6 separate regions of the Mus musculus genome follow, and all the other regions are linked to region 4. A link is a loop called in an ENCODE intact Hi-C map of the cell type or tissue named here. Cell type or tissue: left cerebral cortex. All regions are shown on one strand. Links, peaks and the distances in the headings refer to the core of each region. The heading gives the core; the rest is flanking DNA. Region 1 has its middle 40 kb from the start of Rnu6. Region 2 holds the start of Gm24867 (a small nuclear RNA gene). Region 3 has its middle 7.0 kb from the start of Gm24867. Region 4 holds the start of Afdn (afadin, adherens junction formation factor). Region 5 overlaps Afdn (afadin, adherens junction formation factor). Region 6 overlaps Afdn (afadin, adherens junction formation factor).

Evidence for each region. A loop is a pair of places that touch in the nucleus more often than their neighbours do. Peaks named below come from ENCODE experiments on the same cell type or tissue, not always from the same donor. Only the 100,000 strongest peaks of a DNase experiment are listed, where the experiment ranks them.
Region 1: it touches region 4 in a loop (5-fold over the local background); 16 of 42 quality-filtered maps call a loop at or near these places.
Region 2: it touches region 4 in a loop (3-fold over the local background); 23 of 42 quality-filtered maps call a loop at or near these places.
Region 3: it touches region 4 in a loop (4-fold over the local background); 22 of 42 quality-filtered maps call a loop at or near these places.
Region 5: it touches region 4 in a loop (2.6-fold over the local background); 4 of 42 quality-filtered maps call a loop at or near these places.
Region 6: it touches region 4 in a loop (1.9-fold over the local background); 5 of 42 quality-filtered maps call a loop at or near these places.

Annotation. Positions count from the first base shown.
Region 1 is chr17:13,469,772-13,474,884 of GRCm38, reverse strand. No RefSeq gene overlaps it. Among named protein-coding and RNA genes, the nearest start is that of Rnu6, 40 kb to the right of the region's middle. In left cerebral cortex, for the core only: a CTCF peak has its summit at 2,275 (motif pointing left); a DNase peak (open chromatin) is centred at 2,247; H3K27ac peaks cover 385 bases.
Region 2 is chr17:13,673,285-13,678,397 of GRCm38, reverse strand. It overlaps Gm24867 (a small nuclear RNA gene), which reads right to left and starts at 3,020; the gene lies at 2,916-3,020. In left cerebral cortex, for the core only: a CTCF peak has its summit at 2,278; DNase peaks (open chromatin) are centred at 761, 947, 1,720 and 1,995; H3K27ac peaks cover 657 bases.
Region 3 is chr17:13,679,785-13,684,897 of GRCm38, reverse strand. No RefSeq gene overlaps it. Among named protein-coding and RNA genes, the nearest start is that of Gm24867, 7.0 kb to the right of the region's middle. In left cerebral cortex, for the core only: CTCF peaks have their summits at 989 and 3,033 (motif pointing left); DNase peaks (open chromatin) are centred at 1,009, 3,573 and 4,302; H3K4me3 peaks cover 1,435 bases; H3K27ac peaks cover 1,514 bases.
Region 4 is chr17:13,756,268-13,761,322 of GRCm38, reverse strand. Tcte2 (t-complex-associated testis expressed 2) reads left to right here. Exons shown (of 3, transcript NM_022311.3): 1 at 1-37. Afdn (afadin, adherens junction formation factor) reads right to left here and starts at 782. Exons shown (of 33, transcript NM_010806.1): 1 at 545-782. The coding sequence starts at 649. In left cerebral cortex, for the core only: no CTCF peak of the experiment used is centred there; DNase peaks (open chromatin) are centred at 960, 1,310, 1,852 and 2,056; H3K4me3 peaks cover 2,551 bases; H3K27ac peaks cover 2,277 bases.
Region 5 is chr17:13,829,024-13,833,023 of GRCm38, reverse strand. Afdn (afadin, adherens junction formation factor) reads right to left here. Exons shown (of 33, transcript NM_010806.1): 11 at 2,892-3,154; 12 at 587-656. Among named protein-coding and RNA genes, the nearest start is that of Tcte2, 70 kb to the right of the region's middle. In left cerebral cortex, for the core only: a CTCF peak has its summit at 2,163 (motif pointing right); a DNase peak (open chromatin) is centred at 2,170.
Region 6 is chr17:13,813,686-13,817,685 of GRCm38, reverse strand. The region is part of intron 5 of Afdn (afadin, adherens junction formation factor); the gene reads right to left. Among named protein-coding and RNA genes, the nearest start is that of Tcte2, 54 kb to the right of the region's middle. In left cerebral cortex, for the core only: a CTCF peak has its summit at 1,566 (motif pointing left); no DNase peak of the experiment used is centred there.

The DNA.
Region 1 (5,113 bases), core at 599-4,598, 290 kb after region 4:
CTTGGTGGCAGTGGGAGGTCCTCTACTGAGACGGGGAGCCTAGGAGAGAACTGGGGGGGGGGGTGAATAGTTGGCAGGCACTGGGGGAAATGGGTGTGCCATCATGTTAGTCACTGCTAAGGAAACGTGCGTGTTCCCAGACTCACTGGACCAATACACCCTGTTTATAACCATCGTGGGAGACTAATTTGACTTGGAACTTTTTTTTTTAAGGGAAGAGTTAGGAAAAGACTGGAATTTGGAGCTGGACTCTCCATCTCTGAGTGTTTTACTTTTGGGTGGGCGATATGCTTTACTGAATAATCACTCTGTGTGTGGGTGGTCAGACAGTTTTCTTCTCCGCTCAAGTCCAACAATAGTTTGACTGAGTGTGAAATTCTCACATTCCTATTCTTTCCCTCGAAGTCTCTATAATCACTGCTTCTAAATTTAGTGTGGCAACTGGGACTTCCATGTGGGCTCGAATCTCCTACCTCTGCGAGCTTCTTCCCTTATCAGGGGACCCAACAGCTTCTTTTGTCTCCTGCCTAGGGAGAGGGAATGGTCCTGCTTGCATAAATGTGTGTCTCCCATAGATGTCCTCCATTCTCTGTGAAGACTGTCTTCCCTTGTCTTAGGGGATTTCTCTCTCAGTCAGAGTTGGCCTCTTCAATCTCCACATGGTTGTGCTTTCTAAGTATATGGCTGAAACTGCGCTTCAGAGAAGCCACCAGAGACTTGCTGGCATCAGATCATGAGCATGTACTGTGACTCTGGATTGGGGGGGGGGGGGCTGCCTGAGGCTGCAAGGGTGTGACCTTGTTCCCTGGGTCTGTAGTACTATCAGCGGTTACTGCAGTTGCTTTGTCCTAATATTGATGGAAATCAGTTCATTTTAATTTTTTTTGAGAGAAAGTTGCCAGGCTGCTGTGGAGTCCAAAACCCCCTGGTCTTAGCCCCAGGTAAAAGCTGTCAAGCCGGACTGGATACAAAGTTTGCAAGCCATGAGTGGAACTACAAGTGTCCCTAAGACCCAATGTCACGGCCACCCCTCACCTCCACCCTATTCAGTTGACCAAAGTCAATGAGGAAGGGCCAGAAAACAAACTCAAAATGGGGAGCAGTCACCCCCAGTCACTTGGCCAAAGTGGTAGCTTGAGCCCTGCAGCAGACTACTGACGTGCCAGTGAACAGTGGGTTTCCTGACCCTTCGTCTCTTAGTTATCTCTTTCTCCCCATTATTAGACATTGGGAGTTGATCCAGGAATATAAATATGACCTATAACTAGCTTCATTAATAGCAAATAGTGCAAAATCTAGTTTTCAGGTCCAGGCAGAGTTTGGGGAAATAGGCTCTGTCTTGGGTACTGCCAAACTCAAGTAGGTAGAGTGTTCTGAGCATGCCCATAGGAGGACAGGTGCCCTCTTACCTGCTGACACTGACCGTGGGTACAAAACACTTTATACCAAGCCAACCTAGGTAGGCCCTTGACACCAACGCTGAGCCATTCATTGAGGCAGCCGTGTGGGGGACTACCAGTTGAAGCTGATGAACTGAAGCAGAGTGTAAATGAGGTTCATGCTAGATTTATAAAGCTTCAGAATTAAATGTAACTGTGGCCTGCCATTCCTAACGTATCAAAATGGCCATGTTCTGATATATCCGGTTACATAAACTGTTTCTTTATAATTAATTTTATCTGTTGCTGTTTAATCTCTTGCCCTGCCTCTAAGGAGCAGGGAGAACAGTGTGCCTCAGGGATGGTCTCCTCTGGACACTGTCCAGCTGCTAGCGTGGCCACAGAGTTCTTGTTTGAGCAGCCAGTCTTTCTGTCCTGTTTATCTGCTTGGCCTTTTATTGTGTTTTGTCTTATTCTGTTTTCTCAATGATGCATTAAACAAAATCCTTTGTCTATTAAGTGCAAAGGAGGAATACTTTGGTGAGGAGAGAGTTAAAAAGCAGCCCTAACTGGTGTCCTCTAGACTTCCATAGCACCGTGTCTGTACCTCTGTCCACCAACACTGTAGCGCCTCCACAATGCTCATCAGAGAGGGCTTTCCAGCAAGTGAGACAGTCAGCCTCTGTCACTAGAAGCTATGCCCTGCTGACCAGCCAGGCAAGTAAGGAAGCTCTGTCTAAACACTGGAGCTTAGTAAGTAAATTAGGTGATGGCCGGGAGTCCCAAAGGACATGCCTGTTTCTCCTATGACCGCAGTGCAGCATCTTCTATCTCTCCATGCTTCTCAAGGAAACATACATTTGCAATGACATGTTGTAGCGCCATCTTGTGGTCATTCCAGTTACCAACATCCAGCTACTTCCCGGTGGTCCATACAGCAGTCATTGTGGCCAAAGCAGGCTCCTGGAGCTGTCTTCATGTTTCTTTGTCCCCCTTGGTGAGGTTTTTTGATCCGGAACTGGACCCTCAAAGCAACTGGTCTTTCACAGTTAAAAGGTCACAGGGTCCCTGCCCTCACAACCATCTCCTTCAGAGGAAGCCACACCAGACTGCTAAGCATGAATTTCCGTTTCCAAAAACAAAATAACAAAGTTTTCAGAGCCTTTAACAATGTTACAAAGTACAAGCTTTAGAGGCAAAATCAGTTCTTGGGTGTGATCAAACCAAGACAAGGCCAAGATGTGATCGCTGGCCTCTTCCTGGGGTTTTATCAACCTGTCTTTGAAAGGCCCTCTGTCCTGTGGGATAAGGTCCAGTTATCTCCCAGCCTTTGCAAGTAACTTTGAAAGAGGGTATAGACCCGCCATTGTCTATATCGGGGATGATTTGAGAAGGAAGGGGAGGACCCAGGAAGGAGAGGGCATTGACCATGGCCCACTTCCTATGGCCCTGCATGATGAAGCCTGGACTTCAGCCCATCCCCTCCCTTCCAAGTTGCCGTCTCTACTTTCTACCACTCAAACTCTTGAATTTTAAAAACAGTAGAGCCTACTCCACTGCCCATGAAAACACCCTTATGCCACCAAAGACCTTGGGAAAGCATGACATCCCCCACCCCCACCCCCGTGTGCTTCACTAGAGTCGCTCAGCCTCTCACCCTCCTCCCTTCATGCTCACTGCCAAGGCCCTGCCCAGCCCTGTCCAGCAAATGACCACATCACCTGCTTGGCTAAGGAAGGGGGGGTCACACCAAGCCAGAGCTTTGGCCCCCTCTTTTGCACCCCATCTCTCTAGCACCTCCTCCTGTTTCCACCCTCCTCTACACGTTCTGCCTCCACCAGATGTATTTACAGTTTCTCATTGTCTCCATCTTTCATTCTTTTCCATCTTTAGTTTAGTTCAACTGTATTTCTGCTGACCTTAAACTGGGCATCCAGCGCCATCTTAGGTTGCTAGTGGCCTCTATCACCTTACACTGATCAGAGCGAGCTCCTGAACTTAACCCTCATAGTCTCACAGCTACACTTGCCCTCAGTGAGCCAGGCAGTCACTTCACAGGCCACATTCCTACTGAGCCAGGCTGCCATCTTACTCAGGAGTTATTACTGATCCAAACATTCCCTTTGTTAGATTCTTTGAAGCACGTTCATCCTTGTGTGTCCAACACGCAGCAGGGGCCTGGGAGCCAAAGAGACATGAGATATTTGCTTCACCCCTTGCATTTCTAAATAACTACATTACCTATCAAGGATGGGGGTGGTACACGAAGCTAAATAAATCTTGAATAAAAATATACACCTTTGCCAGAAATCCAGAGTTATTCAGGATAATCCTGTTCTTCATCTGACGAGATGGCACTTACTTCCTACTAACACTGACCGGCTGTGGGAAAGCCATGCATATTTTTTTTCCCATTTTCCTGACAGTGTGATAGACTGAGCGGAGCCTGCCAACCTGACGCCAGTGCAAATTAAACTCACATCTTGATTGTCTCGGCTACATTCTATGTGGTATAGGAGGGAAAATGAATAAATCAACTCAACCGGTGGACAAACGTCTATTTGTAAGTGGATCCACGAATTTTAAAACTAATGAAAATGAATAAAAACATAACATGGGGAAGAGTACTGTGCTTCTGAGCAATATCAAGGTGTGAGAAATTTCACCAATTTATCACATTCATGATGAGAAGTCCCCAGATTCTCTGTGGGACTGCAGAAAAGCCATTTGATAAAAGTGCATAGCGTTTTGTAATTAGAACACTCTAAGTAGGAAATAAATATGACTTCTCGTGCGGGTAAGAGTCTGTAGCCAGCACCTGTAGGGCAAGCCGGAGACAGAGCAAGGCCTGCTGGGAACAGTGAGGACTAGAAGCAAGAGGTAAAGCGGGTTATATCAGATTTAGTAAAGCCTGTCTATCAGTTGAGGACTGATAGACATGTAGATACTTTGTAGATACTTCCCAGTCTTTGCTATGAAAAATCCTGTTACAAAGAAAAGGCATTGTGTGCACATCATTTTGAGGGAGTGAAACAGGAATATATTTAAGGTGGGGCAGTGGGAACAGCTGCTTTTCTTTTTTTAAACTTTTTATTGATTCTTTGTGAGTTTTATATCATGCACCCCGGTCCCACTCATCTCCCCATTTCTTCATATCTGCCCTTGGCCCTTACAACTTTCCCCACAAAACACGTAAGCAAGCAAACAAAAGAAAACAAAACAAAAACGCATAGGAAACATCTCATCATGGAAGCTGTAGGGTGTCACAGCACATCCCACATTATACCCCTCTGTCCACACGTCGTCACTGGCAAATTTTCATTGCAATGAGTCATTGGTCTGCTTCCAAAACTCTGGCTTCTGTGACACCTCCTTCCATTTTATCCTGTTGTTGTCCTGTGTCATGGAGATCCTGCAGCTTTGGAACAGCAGGACTGTCCCTTTCACAAGTCTCAACCATTCACGGGTAGTATAGATTTGGGGGTGGGCCAACTCAGAGCCCTGGATCCTGGCCTGGGTAGTAGCTGAGCCGGTCAGCCACAGGTTCTCGCTTACCTACACCACCAGGGCAAGCTCTCCAGCATTGCTCTGGTTAGGCCACCCAATGGTACCATCAGCAGGAATCAGGGGCAGCTCTCCTGCTCTTGTGTCCTCAGGGCCAGCTCACCTGCACTCAGGTGCAAGGCAAGCTCCATTGTGCTGCGCAATCAAAGTTCAGGGTCCACTCTCCCAAG
Region 2 (5,113 bases), core at 492-4,491, 83 kb after region 4:
ATGGTCCACTCTCAAAAGGAGGCACATTGTTGGTTATCAGAATCACAAATATGAAGGAGACACTGGACGACTGTCTCCCCAGCCGACGGCTGGTATCTGCCTGTCCTGCTGCCCTCAGTTCATCCTAGGCTGAAAAGTTACTCGAAGTCTGCTGTACAGTTGAGTCCATGTGTCAGAAAGGGAGGGAGTCTCCAGTCTCTGAATACATAGCAAACTAGGCTTCATTCACATTCTCAACGTGGAAATCTATAGGAGGTGCAGTCTGCCCAGTTTCTCGTCCCTCTCGGAAATGTTCAGGCAATGAAGAACTCAGGGGCAGGGGGAAATACAGTTAGGAACACGGGAAGCACTGTTTTGTACCAAACTGTTGTACCAGTCTTTCATGGTGATGCCTCTCTTTGCAAGGTTGAAAAATCAAACAGCCCGGTTGCCAGTACTCTTATTGTGAAATGAGGACCGTTGTTTCTGGTGGCTCACACCCTCTTTGTTCCTTTCCTTTCCCAACTTTAGCCTCTTCCCTTTGTCCTCTCCTCCCGCTTCCCTTTCTCCCTCTTCTAACATCCCTCCTCCATCTCCCCCCCTCAGTTTCTCTCCCTTTCCCTTCTTTCTCTCCTCCCCTCCCCTCCCCTCCCCTATTCTTCTGTATCTACCACTTTAAATCATGGTCTGAAGCCTCAGTTCATACTAACTTGTAAAGCTGTGCTTGGCAGTATTCTTGAGACAGGCTGCATCAGACTAGGAACAGCAGCTCTGGGGGTTTCTCTGGGGGGCTTTGGTGGCACTTCCCATTCTCTGTCACAGGACAGCAGCAGGAGCTTCCAGGTCTGATGCTGCTCCTCATCCTGGAGTCTAGGTCACCTGAGGCCTGAATCCAGGTTTTTTTTTGTTTTGTTTTGTTTTTTGCTGCGTTAACATTACACTTCCTCTCTTCCTTCACACTTGTCTCTGCAAATAGACTCTGGAGTCATTCTGCCCACAACGTCTGAGATTCAGTATGCTTGGTATTTCAAAATGGATTTATCTGGGTTTGGTGGAAAGGCTCTGACATCCAGCTACTTGGGAAGCCGATACAAGAGTACAGTCAAGTTCACAGCCATCTTGGGTAACTTAGTGAGACCCTGTCTCAGAATAAAAAAGTTAAAGGGTGTGTGTGTGTGTGTGTGTGTGTGTGTGTGTGTGTGTGTGTGTGTGGAGGGGTGTGGTTCAGTACAGAACACATGCTTGGCGCATGCTTAGCATACATAAAGTTCCAGGCTCAATCCCTGGTACCACAAATACTGAGATAGAATTAAATAGGGCTATAGGGAGTTTGGTGACTGAAGGCCTCCTCAAAGATCAAATGAGGTTTAGAAAACAAAACAGAGTTATAGGCGAGGCAAAACATTCAGGTGGATTGGCTCTTCTCTCCTTATAACTAAGCTTTGAATCTGGAATGGATGACCCAACGTTATTCTTATAAAAGGTGTGCGAATGAACCCTATGGGATGATAACAGACCAGCATGGTGAGTGCTGTTTAGGTCTGAGCTTTGGCCAGTGGGTGTTGGTGGGAACATTCAGTCAAAGACTCTCCCTTCAGATCTGGTGCTCTCTCTAAGCCTAGAGCTGGGCCACATGCACACAGCAGCTTCAGCCAGTGCACTGTGATGCTGCAAACTGCAGTCTATTTTGAGTCTTTAAGTCTGTTCCCTGGCCCCTACAGGTGGGAGCCTGCAAAATTATACTTCGCTCCTTCTATGGGCGGCACCCACACCATCCTGTAGTTCAGGGTAGAAGGAAGGCTGACAAACCATCTTCACCTAAAGCAGCATGGGTGGGGAAGGGGGAAGGGTGGGGGACCAAGAGCCACAGCTCTGTTCTCTGCCGGGTAAGATGTCAAAATAGCTCATTTAAACCTGGGACAATACTTTTCCTCTAACACACACACACACACACACACACACACACACACACACACACACACACGAAGCTATTTTCTATTTAAAGTTGCTTATTCACAACTGACCCAGAAATCTGGTGAATGGTAAGTGATCCAAGAGAGAAGTTTGAAAAATTGTTCCCATGTCCTGACAGCAGCTGGTGGTCACACCCATACAATAAGCAGCTGAGGGGCTGGTGAGATGGCTCAGCAGTTAGGAGCGCTGACTGCTCTCTCAAAGGTCCTCAGTTCAAATCCCAGCAACCACATGGTGGCTCACAACCACCCGTAATGAGATCTGATGCCCTCTTCTGGAGTGTCTGAAGACAGCTACAGTGTATATAATTAATAAATAAATAAATAAATAAATATTAGAAACTATTAGAGTTTTAAAAAAAAGCAGCCTACATCGACAGGCCATGGAAAGACTGTCTTGCTGGAGACTGAGCCATGGCAGACCCACAGCAGAAGCTTAAGTGCAGACACAACCCCTGGGGACTGTGGGTTTGTTGGGAGTGCTAGTGTCCCCTATGAGACTATGGCCAGGGTACCATTTCTGGGCGCAGAGCCCTGAGCTGAATAAGGCTGCCCTGCCTTTAGCCCCTGTTTATTATGCTTTGGTATCTAGTGAGTGACAGCTTATTGCTCCCTGGAGAACTGGCTTGTGACATGGGTCTTTGTATCTTGACCTCTAGCCTTGCTAGCGAGCGGCAACCCTGTGGACTTGGGCTGAGCACAGCCTTGGATTTGAAGGGGAAGAGCAGAGACCTCACACTGTACAGAGGCCATGCCTGTCACAGGCTAGTCCTGTCCCCCAGATGAAGATCACATCGTCTGAGACAATGCCCTTTTTCTCTTTCTGAGGCTTTTGGGAGCTTCCCACGGATGGAGGTCAACTTGAGAGAAATGAGGTGTCGTGAGGCACGAGTGAAGATCGGGGTGATCCTCTCTCTGGATAGGGTTTCTAACACTGGATTCTGTTTGCTTGTTTGTTTGTTTGTTTTTATGGGGCACTTCAGGAGTTTGCAAGTCTTCCTTATACAGGGGCCATGTTAATCTTCTCTGTACTGTTCCAATTTTAGTATATATTCTCCCAAAGTGAGCAGCCCTGGATTCTGGCCTCAAGATCAGAGCTTGGATGGAGGGGAAGGAAGCATGATGCCTTAGTTTCCTTTCTTCTTTCTGCGAGAAAACACCCAACAAAGCGACTTAGGAAAGAAAGATTTACTTTGGGCTCACAGTTAGAGGAGTCACAAACCACCACGGTGGAAAAGGTAGTAGGCAGAGGCAGAGGTCACATTTTAACTGTCATTTGGCAGCAAAGAGAGTCTGGGCTGGACTGTTAAACTTCAAGGCCTGTGCCCAGTGACCCACTCTCTCCAGTGAGGCTCCACCACCTAGGGGGTTCCACAACCTCACCAGGCAGCACCACAGGCTGGGGACCAAGTGTTCAAACATGAGCCTATGGGAAAATTCTGATGCAAACCACAACACTCAGCTAAATGTCTGGATTATTCTGTGGCTAGGAAACAGTGGCAGCTGGGAGACAACCACACAGGAAGCTGGGGTGAGCAGGAGGGTGGGAGCCACTGAAAACTATAAATCCCACTGCCATACACTCCTCCTCCTAAAGAGTACATGGCAGGTGTCTCCCAGCACCAGAAGACAGGTGTCATGGAGAAGGTGTGGCCAGACCTGCTTCGTTCCTCTCCCCTTTAAGAACCGTTGTTCTTGTCTTCCTTATTCGTCTAGATTATATCATGTTGAGACCCAAAACCTCTATGTGGCTCCTTCACATACAATGTCCTACGGCCGTAGACTGTGAGTACCACCTGGTAACGTGTGAATGTGTCAGTGAAGTAAGCCACTGTTGTGAGCAATGCTTCAAGGTGCCCGAAGAACCTGAGCTACCTTTCTCTACAGGTAAACTGTACAGGTTTACTCAGGAGGGGCAGTGAGATGCCTGGCCAAGCAGCATCTCTCCTACTCTGTGGAGGGAGGAAGGCTTCAATGCAGCCAAGTGCCAGGTATGCAATGGGGGCTTCTGACAGTTTTGAGTCTCCAGGGAATGTGGGCTCACTATCGTTGTCAAGAAGATGAGGTCAACACAAGCCCTTCTACCCACTGTATATGGATGTGCATGTCCATGCCAACATCCCAGAGGACTATGGGCCCACAGAGACCCCTCACTCAGAGGTGAAGATTGTGCCTCACATAGACACCTCCTTGGAGGAACAGGTGCATGGTATTTTTCTGGAGGGGAGGGTGGCGTGAGGGGTTGCAGTGTCAGACCCAGTGAGGCCCTTCATAGGCTATGTTCAAGATCATGGACTATTTCTTCTTTCAGAAGCTCACAGTTCTGATCAAAGAATCCCTAGAGACTTTGTACACATGACAACAGCATGAACATGCCTCATTCCTATGTTCATGTGCATCGTTCATGTATGTGCATACCTCATTCATTGTAGGAAGTAACATGTACAACAGAGTGATGAGTTCTAGCTTGGAGAAGATTGTATTTAAAAGCCAAGTGTGGGCTGAAAGGATATCTGAAGGGCTGTGATGGTTTGTATATGCTTGGCCCAGGGAGTGGCACTATTAGGAGGTGTGGCCTAGTTGGATTAGGTGTGTCACTTGCCCTAGCTGCCTGGAAGCAAGTCTTAGCAGCCTTCAGATGAAGATAAAGAACTCTCAGCTCCTTCCTGCATGCCTTCTTGGATGCTTCCATGCTCCTCCTGCCTTTATGATAATAGACTGAACCTGTAAGCCAGACACAGTTAAATGTTGTCCTTATAAGAGTTGCCTTGTCGTATGTACAACATGTGTCTGTTCACAGCAGTAAAACCCTAACTAAGACAAGGGCTGAAGAGTAATAGCAAACATGGGAACCTGAGTTCAACCCCACCCCTGCTGCCACCCCTGAGACCCCAAAAGAGAGCCTGGCATAGGGATGCTCACATCTAATCTCAGCCCTGGGAAGGCAAGGGACAGGGGGACCTCTGAACTTGTTGCTGGCCAGTCCAAGACTTAAAACTCTGTCAACTTCAGGTCAACGAGAAACCTCGTCTCAAAAAACAAAGTACACAGAACTCGAAGGTGCACAGCCAAGGTTGACCTCTAGCACCTCCTGCACTTGCACATACCTACACACATGCACACACACACACACACACACACACACACACACACACGCACCC
Region 3 (5,113 bases), core at 649-4,648, 77 kb after region 4:
TCCAGCTGCACAGTTACTCCCAAAATGCCATGCGACTCGGTTGCTGCTCCCTGCTCCTGCTCCGTTATGCATTTCTGATTCCTGGGTGCTTTGCTCACATTCTTACTTTGCTTCACTAAAACTTAGCCTCATAATTAGACTTGGAAGCCCACTCTTTCACATATTTTAAGGAGTCCAGTGGTCTTGGCCAGCATCTTTATCCTTGGACTTTCACATGCCAGAGCAAACCTTTCCTAAAAGAAGTACATCTTTCATAAATTCTGTATTTAACACAATTGCTTTGAACTAAGGCTTGATGACCAAAGAGTGAGAATATAAGTTTAAACGCACAAGCCCGTCTTTACTTACAATGAGACCGGATGAATTTGAGATTTGAGGATTGCAACTTTCAACTCATGTTAGTGCTGCGACCTCATGGGCAGCCTGAAGGGTCAGGGTCAGAGGTCATCTTGCTTGTTTCTCTTTCTCTCTGTGCAAGCGTGTGAGTGTGTGAGTGTGTTTTTTCTAAACGTTAAAGTTTTGACTTTACTTTTTGGCCTATCTGGATAGGCTATTTGAAGGGTAGACGGGGTGTATTTTGAGATACCCCTTTTTTCAACCCCCTAATCTCAGTGTTAGGGAGGCACATAATCACAGACTCAAAATGCAACAGGCCTAAAACACAGCATTTCCCTGCACCAATGATCTGCAAGCAGAATATTCCGATCAGAACTTTAAGATGCCCTCTGGTGCTCTGTCCCTTCAAGATGTGGCCCTCTGGCCTGCAAGGTTGCTGATCCTAGGCTCGGTCTGGCTGCATCACACTGGACTGTGTGGTTTTAGGTCTGTGCTGAATAGGAGGAAATGGGCGGTGCTCCCAGCTAGAGAGGCAGAAACTCTGACTCAGGCCGGCTTTAAACTAAAGAGGAAGTGGATCACCTCACGCTCCAGGAAAAAGGAAGCCCAGGGCGGGCGTGGCCAGCCCTCCGGATGAATCAACTCTTAACAAAGGCACCTGGCGGGCTGCTTGGGTAGGCGGTCTGTTCTTCCCCAGGCTGCCCCAGTGGGAGCTTTAGTCTGACCCTGCCTTCACTTCTAAGCAGATACAGGGTGGGGTCCTTGGTTGCGCCAGCCTTTGAGGTGGACCCAGCTCCCAGTCAAGGGATTTGACCCTCTGCGGTCAGAGGATTGGCTCGAACTCTTCCCCCTCCCAGGGCAGAGGCCCTGAAAGGAGACAACTTGTAAGCAGTCTAGGCAGCCCCACCCTGGGGTGGGCTGGCCTGCCATAATTAACCAATCCCCATAGTGTCTGGTGTCTGATGTTCTCACCATTGTGGTGAGACCAATCAGATCCACCCCTGCAACCTAGAAAAAAGATCCCAGGGGGAACAGATAAAACTCTGAACAAAACTGCTTTTGTCGGTGGAGCGAGGTGGTCCCCGGTTAGCATTGAGGCAGATTCTTACATCCTCCTCTGTCTTCAGTTGGAGAAGGAAAAAAAAAAGAGAGAGAGAGAGAGAGCCACAGGGAGACCTACTGGAGGTTCTTTAGCCTCTGAGGTACAGGAAAGACCCGGGGGCTGAGCTGGCTGTGTGGGGAAGGAGATGGCACCAGGGTTCAGAGCCTCCACAGTCTTTCAGGGCTAGGACTTAGAGATTCGGGGTAAAGTGCAGAGCCCAGTAGCTGTGTTTGGAACCCAACATATCTCAAGGACAGAGTATGGGCTGGACTGTGATCCAAGGTAAGGTAGAGAGAGTGGGGAGGAGGGCAGTCTGGAAGCGGGGGTGAGGGGCTTAGACTCTCCTGGGAGCCCTTGTACCAAGGGCGGGACAGAAAGGACTTGTGTTCAGGCAACACTCCTGCATGCAGGGCACACAGACTCCTGAGTGTGGCTATCTTAGGCCAGGTCCCAGCAGGCTTCTTTAGCCTCAGAGCAGCAGAGGATTCTGGTTGCTGTGGGCGCTGAGTGTGGGGACAGGATGGGGAGTGACTGTCTCAGCCACAGTGCTGGGTTTTCCGCAAGGCATGTCAAGCTCTTGCTAATACTCATATAACCCTACGGGTTCTCCAGCAGACCTCTCCACTCACTTCCACATGCTCACGCCTGCTCCCTTCAGTTCATAAGCTTCCTCCTTCCTCTGCCCTGTGGCTTTGCCAGGGGCCTCTTTCCACATCCCTGCCTGGAGGCACTGGAGACATTCCTGGCAGACATCAGGGAGTATCTGGCTGGTGGCTCATAGGCCATGGAATGTGCAGAGTCTGAAGGTGTGTTTCACCCGCCTTCTGCCCCAAGGTGACTTATTCTCTGGAGTGGCTTGGGGACTGTTGGGGCTGAACAGCAAGCCATTTACCGGAGAGGACAGTGTGTGCAGATCTCAACGAGCGTATTTGGCCACATGACCCAGGCAGCCTCCTCATCTTCCCACATCTCAATTCTCTTGTGGTTTTGTGGTCAGCCTCAGATTAAATCATGGTTGCCTGGCAGCTGAGACTTGTGAGAGAGTCGCTTTCTCCCAGAGTTACCTGAGATGGGCACAGTCACAGGCTGATGTAGACCAAGGATCCTGAGAAGGCTCTGGGCCCTGACAACCTGTAGAGAGCTTGACCCACCTGTCAGAGTTAGGAGATGGGAGAAACATGCAGGCATTTAGGCTCAAACCTGACTAAGAACAAATTGTTCTATTGTAGTGTATGTGTGCACGTATATGTTCATGTGTACACAGTAATTCTGCATATCACTGCAGGGGCCATATGTCTTTCCCCCTCATGCTCTCCACCTGATTTTTAAAGTCAGTGCTAACATTGAGCCTTGGGCTTACTAATTAAGCTGCTAGGACTGAAGGGCAGCAAGCTCTGGGAATCCTGACTCTCCCTTCCCAGCACTGGATTTGCAGACATGCAGTGCAGAACCCAAATGTTTACAGAGGTGTTGGGGGTCCAAAGTCAGGCTTTCAAGCTGGTGAGGCAAGGGCTTTGCTGACTGAGCCGTTTAAACAGTCTGGGACCTGGAGATACAGCTTAGCCCCAGTACAGTTCTAAGCAACCCTATCCGGCAGTTCACCACTGCCTGTAACTCCAGCGCCCTCTTATGGACTCCAAGGGTACCTGCATACCCATGTGCATATACGCCTACCCCATATGCACTGCTCTCTCGTTCTCTCTCTCTCTCTCTCTCTCTCTCTCTCTCTCTCTCGTGTGTGTGTGTGTGTGTGTGTGTGTGTGTGTGTGTGTGTGAAATTAAAAATTTTTTTTTTTTTTTGGTTTTTTGAGACAGGGTTTCTCTGTGTAACCCTGGCTGTCCGGGAACTCACTTTGTAGACCAGGCTGGCCTCGAACTCAGAAATCTGCCTGCCTCTGTCTCCCGAGTGCTGGGATTAAAGGCATGCGCCACCACTGCCCGGCTAAAAATAAATTTAAAAAAGAATTTTCTGGCCTCAATGGCTAGCTCATTTCTCAGGATAGAAGAAAAGTCAAAGGCTTTTTCTGCTAGAAATAGAGATGGAGCCCCCGCCCCGCCTGATGGGTGAGGCTTCAGGGCTGCTGCTTGGAGCAGATGCTTCTCTCGAAGCAGATGGATTTGTAGAGAGGGGGACAAAGCCAGCCATTTGGGGACCGATGCCAGCAACACTGCCTGCTGAGGCATGGGCTGCCAGTGTTCCCAGAGCCTCCATCTCAGCTGAAGCCTCCAGTGAGCTCTCTGGTGTCGTTCATTTAAGCACATGACTTTCAAAGTCCTGGATGTGGTGTGCAGGTCACAAAGGTTGCAGAGAAGCTACTTAAATGGTTTCATCAGTGTTTGCTGCCATAGTAAGAATGATTCATAGACAAGTGCCTTGGAGAGAGAAACCAAAACGAAAAGACTCCTTTGCCAAAGTGTCTTCCATAGTCCATACTTTGGGGGGTGGGGTGGATAGGGGAGGGAGAGGAGGAAAGGAGAGAAGAATTGTGTTAATTGTGTAATAACTCTGAAAATGGGGACTGAGTAGATAAAGAGGCCAGTATTGGAGAGGTAGCTTTATTACAAGGAACAATAGCAATTTAAAAACTCATTTAAAGACAACTTTACGTTAAAACGCTATTGCTTTTCCTCATGTCTGTGAAGGAAGTACAAGCTAAAAACGAAAGCCCCAAACAATAGGGAATGGGGGAGGGGGGATCAGAAAAACCAAAAGCTTCCATAATTTCCAGAGCCTGACTGTGTTTGGTCCAGAGACCCCTTCTGGCAAGGAGTGCCATTTGTGTGCGGCCCTCTGTCTACACAGATCACAGCAGCATGAGATGAGTCACACCCCATGTGTGTCTCTCTAGTAAAGTTTTCTTAACGATACTACTTGTCTCCCTTGTTTCAGACATCTCCTTTTGTATGTATGTGGGTGGGTGCATCACACACACAAAGAGGCTATCAAGTGTCTGGCTCTATCACTTTCTGTCTGATTCTCTGACTGAACACAGAAGTGAGGGAGTAGCCTGCAAGCCCCAGGGACTCTCCTGTCTCCGCCTTCCACAGGGCTGTCTTTACAGGTGCATGTGTGGCCATGCCTGGTCTTTCACATGGTTCAGGGACGAGTGTGACCTTGGGTAAGGTGAAAGGAGGCTAAGAGCGGAGAGATAGCTTTGTGGGCTCTTCTCCAGCCTACGGACGGTCTCCTAGTAGCCTTTCTCTGGGGTTAAGGGATGACTCTGAGAGGCACATGATCTTGCTTTGTCTGTTTGGCTGTGGCTGTATACCACCAGATCAGGCACTACTGAGGCTGAAAGAGCAGCTGAAACGGACCGTCCGTCTGCAACCCAGTGATGAGCCCAGGTGAGCTCTGCACTTCGGGGGCTCTTTGTTCCTTGAGAGGCATGGAGGACTATGCTCCAGTGACTGGGAAGGAAGAACATGCCAGCCCCACGCGCTTCACCTAGCCCACAAGGACAGCCCGTACGCAGTGTTCACACAGCATGTGGTCTGTGGTCATTCCTGGCAGCCAAGGTTTGGGAAAAGCAGCCTCTGCCTGGGTCTGCCTCTGTTCTCTGCTCACAGCTCTCCACCCCTGCCAAGGAGACTGTGGTTGCTAGCAGCTGTGGACACTTTCCCACAATGCAGTTCTTCGTGATGTCTGCTAAGCTGGGGGGGGGGGGGTCTTCTCTG
Region 4 (5,055 bases), core at 1-4,000:
CCTGCGTGGGCCGCGACGGGGACCGGTGCGCTGGCAGGTAAGGGCCGGGAGGGCACAGGTGGGTCGTGCCGCACAGGTGGGCGGCCAGGTGCAGTCCTGTGGGCGCAAGCGGGGCCTGAGGACACAAGTGCGCGCCTGGAAAGGATGCGGGTGACACAGGTGGGGTCTGAGGACCCACGTGGGTGGCCAGGCGGAGTCCCGGGGACACAAGTGCACGTCCAGGTGTGTCTCCGCGCGCAGGTGGCCGGCCCGCCCTCTGCGCCGGCCACCAAGCCGCCCTGGACCCCGCCCGGGCGGCGGGGCACCGCAGGAGGCGACAAGGACGAGCGCCCCTAGGGACCCCGCTGGCCAGTACGGTGGGCGGAGGCCGAGGGGACAGGGCCGCGGGCGAGGGCGGGTCCGCGGGCGGACGGGCGGGCGGGCAGGCCAGCGGGGGAGGGGCGGCCGCGGGACCCCACCGCGCTCTGCCTCCCGCGGCCTCCGCGTCGCCGGCCCGCGCGCGGGCCCCCTCCCCTCGCACCCCGGCGGCGGCGGCGGCGCTCACCTCGGTCGGCTGGCTGATCTCGAACAGGTCCAGCCGGTTGGCGTTCCAGTGGTGAATGATGTCGGCCAGCTTCCGCCGCTCTTCGTCGCGGCCGCCCGCCGACATGATCGCGGCCGCTCCTCCCCAGGGCCAGCCGGGCCGGAACACCGCAGGCCGCCTCACCGCCGCCGCCGCCGCCGCGCGTCCTCCGCCGGGCTCGGCCCGCGTCCGGCCCGCGCCGCTTCAGCCCGCCTCAGCCGCGGCCGGTGCGCCGAGCGCCGCCCCCCGCCCTCCCGCCGCCGTGCGCGCCCGCCCGCCGTGCGCGTCCCCGCGAGCGCGCGCCGCGCCGCTAGGTGCTGCCGCGTGGTCGCGCGCGCGTGCGTGCGTGCAGGGGCGCGTCGGGTGTCAGCGGGCCGCACTCGCTCTGTGCCGGAGGCGTGAGTCCTCACCGGAGCCGCTCGGTCCTGCGGCCGCGCTCGGTCCGCCCTGGGCAGGCTCAGGGGTGGCGGACGAGCTGGCGAGCAGAGGGGCGGCGCCCTGACGGGCGGGGCGACCCGGAGCTGCAGAGCGGGATGGACAGGTGGGCGTGGGCTGCGCGGCCGGCGGAACTGGCCGGCCATCCCGCCGCGGCCCTGACGCCTGGGCTGCGCTGGCTGCTGGGGTCAAATCCCAGCTGACCTTTCTCCGGAGGAAAGATAAATTATTATGGTTGTGTGTGAGCGTCAGTGCAAATGTTTTCCGAGCCCTCCTCCGGCTCAGGGTGCCTTTTGGATCCCCCGCATTCCTCAACCCCGGCCAGGGAGCGGCGGCGCCCTTTGTGTCTCCGCGGAGCGCATGCCACCTCGGGGAAAACAACGAATCTGAGTTAGAACGGGGAGAGAGAGACACTAGCGTGAGTTTTGTTAATCTTTTAAAGCCTCCCGGTGAACCTAGAAACCCAAAAATTATCTTGAACAGCAAATGCTCTGGGGTTTAGAGAACGTTTGTTTCTTTGTCTTTTTCATTGCCTCTTCCGTGCCAAAAACAATCTGTTTGCTGGAGAACACATCCGGAAAGAGCTGTTTTCCCCTGTTCATCCAGGTAAAATTGGTGTTTGGCATGCTCTAAGGGAAAGCCTTCACCGGAGCTAAGAGAGCAATACGCTGTATTTGACATGCCCTCTTTTATTTCTGCTCTCTCTCCCTTTTCCAGTGAGAAGATATGTTTTCTCTCTACCAGTTAGATTTCTTCTTTTGTCAGAAAGAAGAGCATCTGTCCTCCAGGCTGGGCTTTGTCTCCGTTTGCTCTGCGACTGCACTAGCGCAGCAAGGCTACATAAGGAGGCTTTTCAGCAGAGGAGCCTGGTGTTGAACTCGTGCCATGGGGAATGAATTCTTCTATAGACCCCTCGTCCTCTTCTGGAAGTTAAAGGGGGGCGATTTGCAAAAAAAGCATATGTGTATGAATGTGTCTTCCTGTCCTAGCATTTTGTGCCTTTAAGTCCTTGTGCTTCTGAGTGGACTCGACTGTCAGTGCCGCTCAAGGCCCTCACTAGCCTCCACACTCAGAGTTCCCCTGACAGAGCCAGTGTAAACTGGTTTTCACAGCATGAGCTGTATTCCTGCTGAAGAACTGGCTTTTACAGAATTTGCAAAGCTAGCAATTAGACAACTAACACCCATGCCACTGTGTTGTTAAAGGGAACATTCAGTATTGCTAGAGACCGAGAAAGGCTCTCTGCAGCGTTGTTTTTATGGGAAGAAATATGTATGTAGAGAAGCCAACAGACAGTGCAGGGCTAAATCCATGTCCGCTGCCCTTGGTTTCTGGTTTACTTTAAAAAGCTCCATCTGTATCATCTTCACAAGTGAACCAGTTCCCAAAGTATAATGCATTGTAAGTATTTAGTATATTGATAACGGCTTGAAATCTACAGAATACCTGTGATTTTTCTCACAGCCGAAAAGACCCGAACTATTATGTGTTCAACCAAGGAGAGCTTTAGGCTGGGCCCACTATTCCACTAATCCTCATTGTTTGAGACGCAGCGATAAATGGGGAGTGGTAGGCCAGGCCTGTGTTCCAAGAACAGGGAGGCGTGGCAGGAGGATGAGGAATTGACCTCCTAGAAGTTGAAGAAAAAGAAAAGGGAACCAAAACAATGTTCTGAGTCATGTGTTGTGCTATCCATAAAAGACGGAGGGGATGTAGGTAGCCATTATAGAACAGCCTACATCCTGAATATGAAGGGGACAGGTGCTTAAGCCAAAAGGTTTCCAAAGTTCATGAGGTCCTAGGTTCTGTCGTCAGCATCATAGAGTTATGCTTAAAGATACTCAGATGACAGTAAAGATGAAGCCCTGATCCTTCTTTGTCCATAAGCATGGTGACTGGTCACACCTGACAGCAGGATGTGGAAAAGGAAGAAGAGCCTAAAAGCCCCCTGAGCTTTGTTAACCACGTACAATACAGAAACAGATTCAATGAAAGACTGTATGTGAAGTCAAACAAAGTGCACTAGATGAGGCTGACTGTAATCCGGTTAGTCGGTTTTTGAAGATTTAAGTTTCCACTTTATACTTAAGTCTTGATCTTCCCTTTTAAAGGTATTAAAATATGTTAGTTGTATATTAAACAATAAGAATCATCAGTACTGAGCCAAGCAGTAGTGACACCCGCCTTTATTCCCAGCGCTCAGGCGGCAGAAACAGGTGAGTCTCTGTGAGTTCGAGGCCAGCCTGGTCTACAGAGAAAATTCCAGGACAGCCAGGGCTACACAGAGAGAAACCCTGTCTCGAAAAACAGAAAAACAAAAAGCATCAGTACTTGCATAATGGGAAAAATAGGTGAGAATAAATAAGTTAATAAACGTTAGTTTTCCTTCCCATTTTTTTTTTTTTGATAGTCTCATGTTTTTCAGACTGGCCTTGTATTTATTATGTAGCCAAAAATGACCTTGAACTTTGATCCTCCTCTGTACTTCCAGAGTAACAGGGCTGGGGCGGTGGGGGGAGGGCTATCTATATGCCATCACTTCCTGCTTGTGCTGTACTGGGAATTTGAATACTTGGCTTCCTGTATGCTAGGCAAGTACTCTACCAACTGAACTATATCCCCTTTGAAATTCATCTTCAGTAAAGTATTCTTAAAAACAAAAATCCTACTGGGGCTGGAGAGATGGCTCAGCGATTAAGAGCAGTGTCTGCTCTTCTAGAGGTCCTGAGTTCAATTCCCAGCAACCACATGATAGCTCACAACCATCTGAAATGGGATCTAATGCTCTCTTCTGGTGTGTCTGAGGACAGTGACAGTGTACTTACACATACATAAATACATCTTCAAGAAAATCTCCACAACCTATATGTAATCTATATGTAATAAAGCCTTTTCTGCCTCAGTTTGCACAAGCCCCAGGAAAGAAATACCAGAAAGATGATGAACCAACCCATCCCAGAAAAGTAAATGACACACACAGCAACTGTTGTCTAATGACCAACAGATCATCTGACTCCCAGTAACTTCAATACTTTGGCAAGTTAGTAGAATGTTGAAATATTTCAATTCTATACTTGTACAAGTCGGCTTACAAATCATGTTAATATATCAAATCAAAGGATGGTCTTTAAAATGTAAAGTTAAAGGATGTAATAAAGGCAGAGGCAGCACTCATGTAGAGATCGTCTTCCACAGAAGCCCCTACATACAAAGGCTCTTCTAGCTTGTTAACCTTAGAGACCAGACAGCTAACTCCTTTTCAGAACCTGCAGGCTAGAAAGCTCAACGTTGATTAGTTTCTTTATGCAAGGAACAAGGGAAGGGAGAAAAGAAGGGTGGGAGGGAGGAATTCTAGATTAGGTTTCCATGGGTATGTACTTTACTTAGAATCTTTCTATCCTGTTGTATTTCTAGTGCCTGATATTTAGTTACATTTAGAATTCCTCGTAAAATTTCCAGAAAGCAGTCTTTATAGAGAATTGTGATAGAAAACAGTCGTAGAAGCAGGGAGTGGTCATGCCCTTTAATCCTAGCAGGCAGATCTCTGTGACTCAGGCCAACCTGTCCACATAGTGAGTTCCAGGGCTACAAAGTAGGACCCTGTTTCAAAAGAGGGACGTGACAGTGGAGCTTGATGACAAATGGTTAGATCCACTACATAGTGTTAGTATGACATCACCTTCTCCCTGGTATGGATAGACAGGAGCTGCCAAGGCAGTTGTAGAGTGAATCTACCTGTGTTCAATACCCAAAACTGAAAACATAAAAATAAAATGCTGCCAAGATAAGCCACATGATAAACCTTATTTCCACACCAAATCTTTACAAAGCCTCCACCAGTACTAGGAAGACATTGCATGCATAATGCATACTATAAGAATAAACCAAATTTATCAACTTATTTTGTATGTTTTCATGTACCTAATTTTAAAAATTATACATATGTATAATATTTAATATGGGCTATATAAAGAATGTATGTGTGTGTTTAATTTTGCTGGAAAGCTGATACTCTAAAATGTAAATTCCCATTAAATCTTTTTTTTAAAAAAACAAGG
Region 5 (4,000 bases), core at 1-4,000, 72 kb before region 4:
CAGAGAGGCAGGGTGGGTAGTCCCACAGTGTGACCTCTGATTCACCTGCTAGCTCACTGCACTCACAAGAGGAACCAGGAACATGACTAGTAAACCAACTGCCCTAGGAAACTCAAGCCAACTTGTCAGTAAATGAAGGGATTGCTGTTTAAGCTCAACAAGTTTTGCAGTGAGTGTAATCCAGGAATAGATCACCAAAATGAAGAGAGAAATGACTTGTCTATACAAGAGCAAAGAATGACTGTCGGAGGTGAGTACCCAGCTGAGATCTAGGACTTGTACCCAGTGAATAAAGTAGCAAAAGTCCATTATCCTCAGCATGATGGCCACAGCGGTTAGTTACACACAGAGCACAGGCAAAGCACATACTCCAAATGAAAGAGAAAGTACTAGATTCTGACCTCAGGACAAAAGGAACAGCTAGCTACCTTTCATTTAAGCATCACTGTGTGAACAGATAGAAAAGAGTGGGTTGCAGCAGAGAGAGGCCACTGTGAAGTTGTCTTTACAAAGGAGTGTCTGTTCTTGGGTGTCCTAGAACATCGAATCCAAGGGATGGTCAGGTCATGAGTCTGTAAATACCTACCCTGCTTGCCGGCAATGCTGTCCCACTGTGGACATCTCCTCCCAATTCAAAGGTTGTCTCCTGAACAGCTCTATGGAGATGAAAAATAAACATAAAAATTAAACTTCAACTGACAAGGTAGTACTCTTAATACAGCAAGAACAGATGAGTATTTCAATATTCAAATATCATTAATAAATTCATTTACTTTGGCACACAGACTTTAAAAAGTGACAATAAATATGTGAACTTTTCTTAATTAGGAAGCATATCAAAAAAACTCTCATGGTCCTATTTTTAAAACCAGATGTTAACAACAAAAACAAAATATTGAGACTAAAGAGCTGGCTCTAAGGTTAAGAGCATCTGCTGAGTTTGGGTCCCAGAACCCACGTGGTAGATCACAACCATCTATATCTCCAGCTTCAGGGGATCTAATACAGTCTTCTGACTTCTGTGGGCATCAAGCACACACATGCTATACATGAGCGCAGGCAAAACACTTACTCAAAATAATAATAAAATAATAATAATAAAAAAATCACATTTTCAACATGGACAAAGGTGAGATAAGCAAAACGATATTCTTTGGAACAAACACAGTAAATACAACACCCTGGTCCCAACCTAAGGGGAGAAGGAGCCTAAGGTGCCTATAAGCCATCAAAAGCAAAGATATGGCTATTTCTGGATTGTTCTAACATCTAAGAACTACATGGTTTAATTTCAAAACTTCATCTAGAGACTGAAACAAGGAAATAATGTAGAAATTCAAGCCATTTTTATTAGAAATTCCTCTACAATCGTCTAAGAAAATAAAATCTGTTGTGATGTAAAACAGTTACCATGCTCTGAATAATAGCTTCTTACTAAGAAGTTCAAATGCTTTTACTAAAGGCTAATCATTCACTTTCTGCATGTAACTGTCTGTAAGACATCAGTTTGGGGTTTTGAGGGCTGTGTGATAATACACTGATTCATGAATTATTTACCTATCTAGTCATTATCCATCGAGCACCTATGTGTTATTATTGTGTTCTGAATCCTAAGAAAGGTGTGATTTGTATAGCCAAAGGTCATAACATGATGGCATCTAAGTCAGTATAAAGTCACTCTGGACTTGGGCTAGATTCCTGCCTACATGTGGTACACACACCCAAGTACATACATTACAAAAAAAGTAATAATAAACAAACAAACAAACAAACAACTTGAGGTGAGAAGCTATTCCAAAGTGTCCTATCTGTGAAGGTGGCCAGTGGTCTCTGTAGTAGATGGACCTCTGTGAATCTGAGGCCAGCCTGGACTACATGGTTGAGTTTCAGGCCAGGGCCATGCAGAGACTACCAATACAGGTATATAGGTTGGTCTATTTGTATACTCTTTGGCAGAAAGTTTCACTTCTGTGGACTCAGAAGTTTGTTTTAAATACCATGAAGAGCCATGGCACCTATTTTTCCAAAAGATACTTTATTAACATATAAAATAGATAGCAAAATAGCTAAACAGTGTATGTTTTCAAAATTATCACTAAAGGAAAAGTCACTCTTCTCCAGAAGAATGCTCATTAGTAGACCACACTGCAAGACCTCAGGAAAACACTAGGTGGAGCTAAAATGCTCTGAATTCCTAAACAGATTCCCCCTTGCATTACCATGGTTCTCAGGGAGAAGAATATGAAGGAGGAAAATACATCAAGGAAAGATTTTGAAATACTATTAGTTACATAGGGTGATGGTTCACACAAAAAGAGATCAACTTAAAAACCAATTTCAAGATAAAATCAGAATCTACGTGTTTGCTCCAAAACCAATCCAAATTTGTGATATAAACTCCCATTTCATAAAATGCACTGATCTTCAAAAAAAATTATTTTAAATAGGTGAGTGATTAGCCTGCATGTATATATGTGCAACATGTGTGTGTATAATGCCCACATCAGGACCCCTAGGGCTGGCACTACAGACAGTTATGAGCTGCCTGATTTAGGTGCTGGGAACCAAACTGGGATCATCTGTAAGATCAGCAACTGTTTTTAAGCACTAAGCCTTATCTCCAGACCCTTCTTCACCTTGATCTTTTAAAACTGAAAATTTAAGGATGGGGAAAATGGCAGGCTGACAGCCTGAGTTTGATCCACAGGACCCACAAGTAGGAGAACCTACTCCTGTGAGGTATCCTCTCAACTCCAAAAGGAACAGACGCAGACACACATACAGAAAATTTAAACTAATGTAATAAACTCTAAGTAAAGATATTTCCATCTAATTGAAATTACTTTACAGCCAAACACTCTAAAATCCTTAAGCTGATCTATCACATTCACCCAGGTTTATGTCTTGGGCCCTTGACCATCAGGCCTCCATCCACAGATCTCTTGGAAAGAACGTGGTCCTGGATGGGGTCCACAAACTTAAACACATGCGAGGTGCCAAACTGCAGTCTCATGCCACTCTGCAGCATTGTGGTCTCTGAGATGCGCTGACCATCCACGTAGGTCTCTGCATCCATACTTCTGGGTGTCACAGTGACCACTCCATCCATGTTGGTGAGATCACAGTGATGGGGCTGAATTCCGGGGCCAAACAGCTAAGAAGAGAAGGAAAAGAGTTCCATCATGAAGCACTCAATGTGTAGAGTTCTGTTATGACGAATGCAGTCTAAGAAGCCCTCGGTTCTCTGGTTTCTTAAGTGGATTTCTCTCTAATAGTGTAAAACCATGTCAGGACAGCTGAACACTGTTAACATCTAAAAACCTGTTGTAAGGCAGGAACATTGTAACTCTGTTTTACTAATCATATGATGGCCTGGGGAAGTAGTTCAATAGTTATGATCCTTAACGATTTGTATGAGGTCCTGAGTTCCAACCCTAGAATACACACACACACACACACACACACACACACACACACACACACACACACACAGAGGGAGGGTGAGGGGAAGGGGGAGGGGGAGGGAGAGGGGGAAAAAAGGGAGAGGGAGAGGGGGAGAAGGGGAAGAGGGGGAGAGGGGAGGGGGGAGGAGGAGAGGAAGAGGGGGAGAGGGAGGGGGAGGGGGAGAGGAAGAGGGGGGAGGGGGAGGGGGAAAGGGGGGAGGGGGAGAGGTAGCAACATTTCCACTGTATCTCCACTATCCTGAAACAGACCTATAAGTTGCTATCAGCACCTTCACTTTCTAGTCAGAAGTAAAAACTCAGAGAAGAATGTCACAACCAGTCATGTTTCCGTGTATCCCTTCTGGATACAGACAAGTCACGTTCTCTCCAAACTAAATCAGAGAAGTGAGTCAGAGAGGATGAGCGGCATATTCAAATACAAAGGCTGCCTGTCACCTTCATCCATTCCCTTGCAGCTGGTTCCTTGATGAGTGCTTACTAATTACTGATAGGAGGAACAACCTTAAAACGCTTAGACAGCAGGCATGATCAAGTAC
Region 6 (4,000 bases), core at 1-4,000, 56 kb before region 4:
CTGGAGGTAGGAAGGACAATTTAGATTTCCTCAGATGTTCTGATGTCCCCTTCTTAGTAGAAATATACATATGCCACATTATGTCAACTTGACTCTCTTAATCTATTTTCTATTATAAGTCATGGTTAAGAAGCCCTGAAACAAAGCAGGAATCATGGCTCAATCCCAGACTCCAGCAGAGGCAGGTGGATCTCTGGGAGTTCAAAGCTACATAGTGAGTTCCAGGATAGCCAGGACTACATAGTGAAACCCTGTCAAAGGGAAGGAAGGAAGGAAGGAAGGAAGGAAGGAAGGAAGGGAGGGAGGGAGGGAGGGAGGGAGGGAGGGAGGGAGGGAACGAAGGAAGGGAACGAAGGAAGGGAGGGAAGGGAGGGAGGGAGGGAGGGAGGGAGGGAGAGAGAGAGAGAAAAGAAAGAAAGAAAGAAAGAAAGAAAGAAAGAAAGAAAGAAAGAAAGAAAGAAAAAAAGAAAGAGGGAGGAAGGGGAGGGAAGGGAAGGGAGAGAAAGAGAGAGAGAAAGAGAAAGAGAGAAAGAGAGAAAAGAAAAGAAAATTAAAGAAAAGAAAGAAGAAGAGAGAGAAAGAAGGAAGAGGAAAAGGAAGAGGAGGAAGAAGAGGAAGAGGAGGAGGAGGAAAAGGAAAAGGAGAAAGAACCCTAGAAGAAGCATGCGCAAACTGCAGAACAGAAACATTGACAGTGTGGAAAAGCAGGCAATGTGATGCCTACAGAAGACTTAACTGCTCAACTACTAAATCTGAAGACAATAAAATGACCAAAATACTTGACATAAAAGGTCTATTTGTAAAAATGATTACGAGAGGAAACAAGCAAGCAAGCAAACAAAGGAAGGAAATTAATTCAAGCTGTGGAAGAAGACGACGACGACGACATAAAACAGTGCCGTGGACTGGTGAAATGACTCAGTAGTAGGGACACTTGCAAGCAAACCTAATGACCTAGTCCTTGACTTCTTACCTTCACACATTCTCAGCCATGCGTGCACCTGCACTCACATGTGCACTCACAAAATCAAGTAAGTAAAACTTAAAAGTAACTTAAGAGTTAGCAAAACAAGAGAAATTCTGCAAGGAAACGGAAATTTTACAAATCAACTAACTGAAATATAGCAACACTTTTTGGATCAGCTACCCTTTGAAGACATCATAGAGTGAATATATCTGAGTGTTGTTGTTGTTTTTAAATGCATTACAAGTCCAAGAGCAAAGCCTGTGTGAGCTGTGATGCCTAATCAGCTTCCAAAACACAGCAAAGGATATGTATGACAATGGCATCATGTCCTAGGAAATTACAGCCTCCACAGTCATGCTCTGCCCCCAGTCTCGTTCAAGGAATCAACCAACCGCACTAGCACACGGCCATAGCAGGCTAGCTATCAGGATACACTTTTCTCAGGGGGTTTATTAAAACAGACAAAAATGTGGCTGGAGAGATGCTTCAGTGGTTAAGAGCTCTTGTAGCTGTTTCAGAACACCCAAGTTCATTTCCCAGCTTCACACAGGTCTGCTTGTGGCTCTAAGAGGCCCCAGCTCCCTCTTCTGGCCTCCAGGCAGCTGCACACACATGCTTGCATGCACACATACACGACTACATAGCTTTTTTTAAAAAAAAAAACTGACAAAAAATATTGAAACTAATAAATGAACTGTGGACTTCCTTAGCAAACTGCTACTTTCCTGATATTATTTAGTTTACTAGAATTTCTTGGACATTATAAATATATAAAAATGGTTTGACTTCAACTATTTCTTTAATAAGCAAGTTCTGCTTTGGTTTTCTAATATTTCTCCTCCTTATACTGGTTACTTTTTTCTTTGCTTATTCTCCTTTTGTTTGTTTTGCTTTGAGATGTGGTTATAGTTTGCAGCTCAGACCAGCTTAGAACTAACACCACACCACAACCCAGGCTGGGCTCAGACTTGTGGCAATCCTCCTGCCTCAGGCTTCCAGGTGCTGGAATTATAGGCATGTGCCACTGTGCTGGCAAAACTTCTTGAACCAATTTTTTTTTTGGGGGGGAGGCATGTGCTCAACACTATGTGAGCTTAGTTCAAGTATTTGAATCTTTATATTTTCTTTACAATTTGCAACTTCTTAAAAAAAAAAAAAAGTCAGCCGGATGTGGTCGCACACCTTTAATCCCAGCACTCCAGAGGCAGAGGCAGGCGGATTTCTGAGTTCGAGGCCAGCCTGGTCTACAAAGTGAGTTCCAGGACAGCCAGGGCTATACAGAGAAACCCTGTCTTGAAAAACCAAAAAAAAAAAAAAGTAACTGTCCATGGCAAATATCAGGTTTTGTTTGATTTTTGAGATCCAGTCTAATTATGTAGCTAGGCTGTCCTCAAACTAACAATCTTCCTGCCTCAGTCTCCTGAGTCTGAGAGTATAAGCACACCACGATGCCTGACTGACTTCTCTTAGTGAAATGACTTCCCACACATGGTGATGATATCTGCCTACCGCACAGGTCACCTCTCTGCCACCCATTTACATCTGACATTGCTGCTCACTCTAGAGCCAATCACTGTCTATCCAAGTTCAATAAAAGCCAGTCTATTACTGATCCAGATCTCACGCTATCTCTCAGTACTCTTCAGCTTTCTCTCTATGGCTTTTCAGTGTGGAGCAGGAGGTCAGAGGTCATGCTTTGTGAGGGTGATGTAGTACTTCCATGGCTATGTTAGTTTTTAGCACAGTTCCCTCATAAGCATCCTACACTCTACTTTTATGGCAACCTCTCCAAATCTGAGGCTGAGGCTAAATAGAAAGGTCACTATGTCCCAACCTTAAAGCTCTTTGGCAGCTTATTACAAAATATAAAGAAAATTTCCATCAAGTACTGCCAATGACTTTGAAAAATAAATACTGGGGGAACAGACCATCTGACATTCAACAAGCTTACTATTTTCTTGAAGATATATCTCAATGTTGCATTCAAGCCCACATTAAAAAATACTTCGTCTCTAGGAATGTTTTATCAACCAAGTTAAAAGTCGATACTCTGAGCCACTGTCTCCTTCATGACTCCCACACTCCTGAATGACTATTCCTCAGGTAGAACCATGGTTTCATTTTCCAAAGCTCACTAAGTAACAATGTTAGGGCCTTCCTATAGTGCAGAAGACTCTTCACATGTGGGATGTAGTTAGCAGACATAAGTATTTCTGAGTGTTCCTTTTGTTACCTGTATTCTTCTTTATTTTTCTCTAGCCTTCTAAATCTTTTTTTTTTTTTTAAGTGTTTTTTCAAGACAGGGTTTCTCTATAGACCAGGATGCCTCAAATTCAGAGATCTGCCTGTCTCTGCCCCCCAAGTGCTGGGATTAAAGGCAGGCACCTCTTTTTTCTTTTTCTATACATAAACTTAGGTACGTGACAGAATGAGACAGTATTCAGAATCCTTAAAATCCTTTGCCAGAATAGTTATAAAACCAAGAAGCCCTCGTTATTCTCAATTCTGTGTGTTAGTGTGTTTCTGAGCAGATCTTAGTATGTAGTCCTTAAGAACGAAAACTGCCTCAACCTCTGTTGTGGTTTGAGTGTGAAATGTCTCAGGTGTTTGGTGGACACTTTGGTCACCAGATGGCTAATAGTGTTGTTATGCAATATTGCTGAATCTTGAGGGAAGTAGACTCTCACCGGAGGAAACTGCTCACTGGATAGAGCATTGAGGCTTTAGAGCCACACATACACGCATATTTCCCCCCCCCCCGCCCCTTTCTGTTCATTCTTTGCTTCCCTGTGCAGATGCAACAGGACCAGTCAGGCCTCTGTTCACACTATCTTGACTACTGCCACATGTTCCTCACCATGATAGACTGTATACCTTTGGAACTGTAGGTTAAAATAAATTCATTTTTCCTTAAGTTGCTTCTATCAAGGTATTTTATCACAGCAATGTGGGAGTAAATGTGATAGTACTAGGCTTATAGGTACACACTCCCATACCTGGCTTGTAGTTTTTGGTTTTTCATTTTCTTTTACA